2 separate regions of the Homo sapiens genome follow, and region 1 is linked to region 2. Evidence: chromatin contacts called from ENCODE Hi-C or POLR2A ChIA-PET data. All regions are on one chromosome and are shown on one strand. The core of a region is the stretch at or near the end of the contact, and the rest is flanking DNA. Distances in the headings are between cores, read along the strand shown. Region 1 has its middle 21 kb from the start of MTA3. Region 2 overlaps MTA3 (metastasis associated 1 family member 3).

Region 1 (3,237 bases), core at 581-3,080, 120 kb after region 2:
TGCACGACCACGCCCAGCTAATTTTGTATTTTTAGTAGAAATGGGGTTTCTCCATGTTGGTCACGCTGGTCTTGATCTCCTGACCTCAGGTGATCTGCCTGCCTCAGCCTCCCAAAGTGCTGGGATTACAGGCGTGAGCCACCGTGCCCGCTGATATATATATATATATTATATATATATATATATTATATATATATATTATATATATATATATATTATATATATATATATATATTTTTTTTTGAGACAGGGTCTCACTCTGTCACCCAGGCTGCAGTGCCATGGGGCAATCACAGCTCACTGCAGCCTCAACCTCCCCAGCTCAGGTGATCCTCCCATCTCAGCCTCCTGGGTAGCTGGAACCCCAGGTGTGTGCCACCACACCTGGCTTAATTTTTGTGGAGATAGAGTTTTCTGTAGAGATGGCGTTTTTGCCATGTTGCCCAGGCTGGTCTTGAACTCCCGGGCTCAAGCAATCCTCTCGCCTCAGCCTTCCAAAGTGCTGGAATTACAGGCGTGAGCCACCATGCCCAGCCCATTTAATATTTGCATTTTAATTTTATGTATATACGTATATTTTGAGACGGAGTCTTGCTTTGCTGCCCAGGCTGGGGTGCAGTGGAGCAATTTCGGCTCACTGCAACCTCTGCCTCCCAGGCTCAAGCAATTCTTGTGCCTCAGCCTCCTGAGTAGCTGGGATCGCAGGTGAGTACCACCAAGCTCCGCTAATTTTTTGTATTTTTTGTAGAGACAGGGTTTTGCCATGTTGGCCTGGCTGGTCTCGAATTCCTGACCTCAAGCAATCTGCCCCTCTCAGCCTCCCAAAGTGCTGGGATTCCAGGCATGAGCCAGCGCGCCCGGCCCCCTTTAATATTTTTAGACCTCAGGTTAACTAAAACCTCAGAAAACAAAACCACGGATAAGAGGGGATGATTGTAATGTCACGGGTTATTTGGGGTTGCCTCTCTACTGTATGGGTGGCCTCCAAACTGGGCTGACCATCAGGACCACAGGGCAGCTTATCTTATTTTTCATAGTAGCTTTAAAGCTAACTAAATATGGCCTTAGAAGGACTCCGTACTTCTTTATTTGAGTCCTCGTGGACGAACTGCAACCTAGCTTAATAGATAGACAAGATTGAAAACCTAATTTAGGAGTATGCACCTGTAACAATAGCTAAGTCAGGACCACAGGGCAGTTTATCTTATTTTTCTTAGTCGCGTTAAAGCGAACTAAATATGGCCTTAGAAAGACTCTGTACTTCTTTATTTGAGTCCTCGTGGACGAACTGCAACCTAGCTTAATAGACAAGATTGAAAACCTAATTTAGGAGTATGCGCCTGTAACAATAGCTAAGTCTTGGCCAGTCCCAGAAGCCATACTTCAACTGCTGAGTGTTCAAATAAGACAAATGCCTCCAGGCGCGGGGGTTGACGCCTGTAATCCCAGCGCTTTGAGAGGCCTTGGCGGGCGGATCACTTGAGGTCAGGAGTTCAAGACTAGCCTGGCCAACATGGTGAAACCCTGACTCTACTAAAAATACAAAAATTAGCCGGGCGCGTTGGCGCGTGCCTGTAATCCCAGCTACTACTTACGAGGCTGAGGCACGAGAATCGCTTGAACCCAGGAGGTGGAGGTTGCAGTGAGCAGAGATTGCGCCACTGCACTCCGGCCTGGGCGACAGAGCAAGATTCAGTCTCAGAAATAATAATAAGGCAAACGCAGAGCTGTAACCAAGCCAGCTGTTCTGTACCTCACGTCCTATTTCTGTTCATCACTTCCTTTTTTTGTCTGTAAATCTTACACCACGTGGCTGGAGTCTCTGAATCTGCTGTGATTCTGCCGGCTGCCCGATTGGCGAATTGTTCATTTAATTCAGCTGAGATTTTTATCAGTAGACTTCCAGACTCCACCCTAGACCTACAAAATCTGTCTCTGGGGGAGGGGCCAGGGAATCTGTATTTTATAAAGTTCCTCCATAGACTGTAGTCATCAGAGAGTAGTGGGGGGAACCTCTGCAGTTTAAAGTCCACATCCTCGTGAAGCCTGGCAGATTAGCCCCTGCTAGCTCCCTACGCAGTTTCTTACCACCTCTGTAAAGCTCTAGCAATAAGATCCCTGTGACAAGTGTCTCATTCTGCCACATTGTATCGTTATTTGCCTGCATGTCCCACCCTGATCACATTCATCCTCCTGTCTGCCCACATGTCCTATTTCCTACCAAAATGTGAGACATTGAGAATAGAGACCCCTTCTGTTACCGCCACAGATTATATGAACACGGATGCTGGGTGCAGTCTTGCAACATGCGTAAGGAATAAAACCAGGAAATGCCTCTAAATAGAGTGCATGTAGGAAACTCTAAGTAATTTTTTTCAGTTCTTTTTTGTTTGACCAGGAAAAAAGATGACCAACTAGGAATGACCAACCTAGAAACGCCTCTAGTTTGACTAGAAAAAAGTGACCAACTAGAAATGCCTCTAGATGGAGTGCACATAGGAAACTGCAAGTAATTTTTTTCAGTTCTTTTTGGTTTGATTAGAAAAAGGATGACCAAAGTTGCCAGGTTAGATGGCAGGGGATGACCACCCCTGGATTTGATTATACACATTTTACTGAAAGAAACAGGTCCAGGGACACTCAGGGTCAGAAAACCAAGTAGAGCAGACAAGGACATCCTAATTCTGGAACCGAGATTGCCAGCATCCTACACAGGCTTCTTCCTCAGTGTGGGGCCAGGCCACACCCTCCACTAATTTCTCCTGGGGCCTTTGTTTGAGTGGAGCCACTTCATTAGCATGTAACAATGGAGAAATCCGAGGTGCCCTGTGTTTTCCATTTATATTTTAAGTGCCAGCAGTCACCAGGCGCCTCCATTGTTATTGCTGTTAGCTGAAGTTAATGGTTTCTTATTAAAAATCTAAGGTCCTCCCTCCCTCCTTCCCTTCCCTACCAGGTTATCTAAAGAGTGAATTCCCGGATCAGCCAATTGCCCTTTCAGGAGTGGCTTAGGGAAGCTGCTTTTAAATAGTACCATTATCATTGCGATTAGTGTTAACGCGGAGCCTGTCTTTCATTTCTTGAAATCTTTCTGGGAAGGCACGTTCCAGATACCCATCTTAAGAGAATTTCAATAACCAGAATTTCCAGTCTGAAGGCCTTCCAACTGCAGCGTGGCACAGTAGGAAGTATGGAGATCTCAGGTCAGGGCTTAATCAGGAATCTTAACCTGAACCT
Region 2 (2,932 bases), core at 408-2,907:
TGCTCTGGCCAACACCACCAAACAGGGAGTCAGAAGCTGTAACTTCCATCAACTAACTCACTGCCACTTACTAACTAATGCAGGATTTCCTTGGTTCTAAGGAATTTTGTTCCCATGGGGGTAATGGTAGAAAGGATCAATGTAAGTACTGTAAACCTACTTTTTCTTTCTTTCTTTTTTTTGAGAGGAAACTTGCTCTGTCACCCAGGCTGAAGTGCAGTGGCACAATCTCGGATCACTGCAACCTCCACCTCCCTGATTCAAGCGATTCTCCTGCCTCAGCCTCCCGAGTAGCTGGGACTACAGGCACGTGCCACCACATCCAGCTAACTTTTGTATTTTTAGTAGAGATGGGGTTTCACTATGTTGCCCAGGCTGGTCTCGAACTCCTTTGACCCACCTGCCTTGGCCTCCCAAAGTGCTAGGATTACAGGCGTGAGCCACACTGCCCAGCCCTATATTCTTCTTTGTATATTGTATAAAACAGATCTTATATTTTAACAAAACGAGTGAAACCTATAAAGCCCCCATGGCTTCAATGTTTTTTAACAATTATGAATCTTATATATTTTAGATTAGCAGTGTTTGAAATTCACAGCTCAACTATATTCATAACAGATTTCAAAATGAGGATGTGAGAACTACTGATGTGCAAACAGTTTAATTACCTGCTCCCAATACATTATTGGTGATTTGACAAGTAGCATAAATTGTCTCGGATAAATCGATGTCAGATTAGGAATGCTGACAGCCCATTGAAGTCCTCAGAATAAAAGTCACAAAGAAAATCACTTAGGAAGGGCTATCAGGTTTCAGCAGTTCCACAACCCTGCCCTCTCTGCAGGCCTCTCAAAGAGGTCTTCAGATCCAAGGTTTGATCACCTAATAGAAAAAGGTGCTAAAGCGATCAGAATAGGACCGTAATTAGTCGGCAGTGGTGGCGGACGCCTGTAATCTCAGCTACTGGCTGAGGCAGGAGACTGAAGCAGGAGAAACACTTGAACCCAGGAAGCAGAGGTTGCAGTGAGCCAAGATCACGCCACTGCACTCCAGCCTGGGCAACAGAGCAAACTGTCTCAAAAAAAAAAAAAAAAAAAAAAAAAAAAGGTAAGCGGGGTGAGGGGGTAGTAGGACCATAAATACTCAAAGAAAAGAATGTGACTCCCCAAATTCAACTGAATGATGAATCCATTTTCATTTAATGGTACAAAACAACCAATGAACCTTTCATATGTTCTTTTTGGGAAACAATCTGCAAAGCTCATTATCAACATACTAATAATTAATTTTTAACCATACTACTCAATTTTATAAATGCCTCAGGATCTAAGAGTCTAAGTAAAGCTGAACCTAAAGCAGTATGAGAAGGAAACCATGGTATTTAAATGTTGCAAGCAAAAAAACACATCTTCTTCAGTGCTGCCTCAAAGAAAGACAATAATGACGCTTAAATCCAAGTCATTCTAACAAAAATGAGGTGGAAGGGTAGATAGAAGAGGTAATCTGACAGAGGAGAGATAACTACTCAGGAGGAATCAAGTGCAGATCCAAACCCTATCTCTGAAACCAGCTATACAAACATGACAAAACACCACTTCCTGAGCCTCTGAGCCTACTTCTGCTTTAGAAAATAATTACGGTAATAAATAACTAGAAAGAATATATGTGATACAAAAGTAATCGGACCTCAAAATTACTAAGCTTCAGAATGGAAACAAAACAGGAGAGATAAAAAACACTGAAGGGTGTGAAGGTAACTTCCTAGAAGGAGCATAAGAGGCAAGTATTACAGAAACTACACAGAAAATGATTATTTATGAAACAGAGTCTTACTCTGTTGCCTACATTGGGATGATCATAGCTCACTGCAGCCTCGAACTTCTTGGCTCAAGGGATCCCTCCACCTCAGCCTCACGAATAGTTGGAACTACAAGCACTCACCACCATGCCTGGCTAATTTGTTTTGTTTTGTTTTGTAGAGACAGAGTCTTGTTATGTTGCCTAGGCCTGTCTCAGACTCCTGGCCTCAAGTGATCATCCTGCCTCAGCCTCCCAAAGTTTTGAGACTACAGGCATAAGCCAGTGTACTTGGCCATAAAATGATGTTTAAAGGAATTAAGGTATATAGGTAGAATCCTCTTTAAAATGCTTCTTTAAAATATCACCTTCACTGACAACAAATACCAAACCTCTAAAACTGCCCTCTCCCAAAAGAAATTCACCTGCTGTCCTGCACATTCACCAGCAGTGGGAAGCAGTGAGCTGCTGCAGCTGTGAACCAAGAGCCCACACAGGCCCTCTCTACCTCAGGCAAGTCAGCCCAGCTGCCACGAGAACTCTCCACCATCTCAGGAACAAGCTTTTCCACTTGCACTCAAGCAGGGACCACATCCCCAGTTATAATCTGAGAAGCAGTATCTCATAAGAATAGTGTTAAACTACAAGGGACTGGTTACATAAATAATAGTTTACCTATATAAGATCATGCAACATTAGGGTAAAACTAAGTTCTTGCAGTGATTTTTAAAAAGGTATTTTTATCCGGCCAGGCACAGTGGCTCACACCTGTAATCCCAGCAACTCTGGGAGGCCGAAGTGGGCAGATCACGAGGTCAGGAATTCGAGACCAGCCTGACCAACACGGTGAAACCCGTCTCTACTAAAAATACAAAAATTAGCTAGGTGTGGTGACGTGCGCCTGTAATCCCAGCTACTCGGGAGGCTGAGGCAGAAGAATCACTTGAACCCGGGAAGCGGAGATTGCAGTGAGCCGAGATCGCACCACTGCACTCCAGCCTGGGCGACAGGGCGAGACTCTGTCTCAAAAAAAAAAAAAAAAAGTATTTATATAATATAGTTAGGGAAAACATAGGGGCGGTGGAGGTCATTTAAAACAGTTAAAAAGAAAGTTCACATAAGACTTAGTTATCAA

The links. Hi-C counts contacts between places; a loop is a spot of excess contacts on that map. ChIA-PET counts read pairs that join two places held with the same protein, here RNA polymerase II (POLR2A). Pooled maps may share reads with other maps.
Region 1: a pooled map shows a loop between it and region 2 (6-fold over the local background). The contact joins two enhancer-like sites. A Hi-C loop is called at or near these places in 2 of 50 pooled maps. POLR2A ChIA-PET finds 5 or more read pairs at or near these places in 8 of 52 experiments (B cell, H1, OCI-LY7 and 5 more).

Annotation. Positions count from the first base shown.
Region 1 is chr2:42,545,809-42,549,045 of GRCh38, reverse strand. It overlaps a transcript of MTA3 not described here. Among named protein-coding and RNA genes, the nearest start is that of MTA3, 21 kb to the left of the region's middle. RefSeq lists enhancers at 1,162-1,667, 2,563-3,237. Within about 2 kb of position 1,830, at least 2 of the 41 ENCODE cell types and tissues checked have a DNase peak (open chromatin) inside an H3K27ac peak, as active enhancers do; they include B cell, where a contact is called at or near this core.
Region 2 is chr2:42,662,641-42,665,572 of GRCh38, reverse strand. All of the region lies in intron 8 of MTA3 (metastasis associated 1 family member 3), which reads right to left. Among named protein-coding and RNA genes, the nearest start is that of MTA3, 95 kb to the right of the region's middle. RefSeq lists an enhancer at 1,944-1,993. Within about 2 kb of position 1,657, at least 2 of the 41 ENCODE cell types and tissues checked have a DNase peak (open chromatin) inside an H3K27ac peak, as active enhancers do; they include B cell, where a contact is called at or near this core.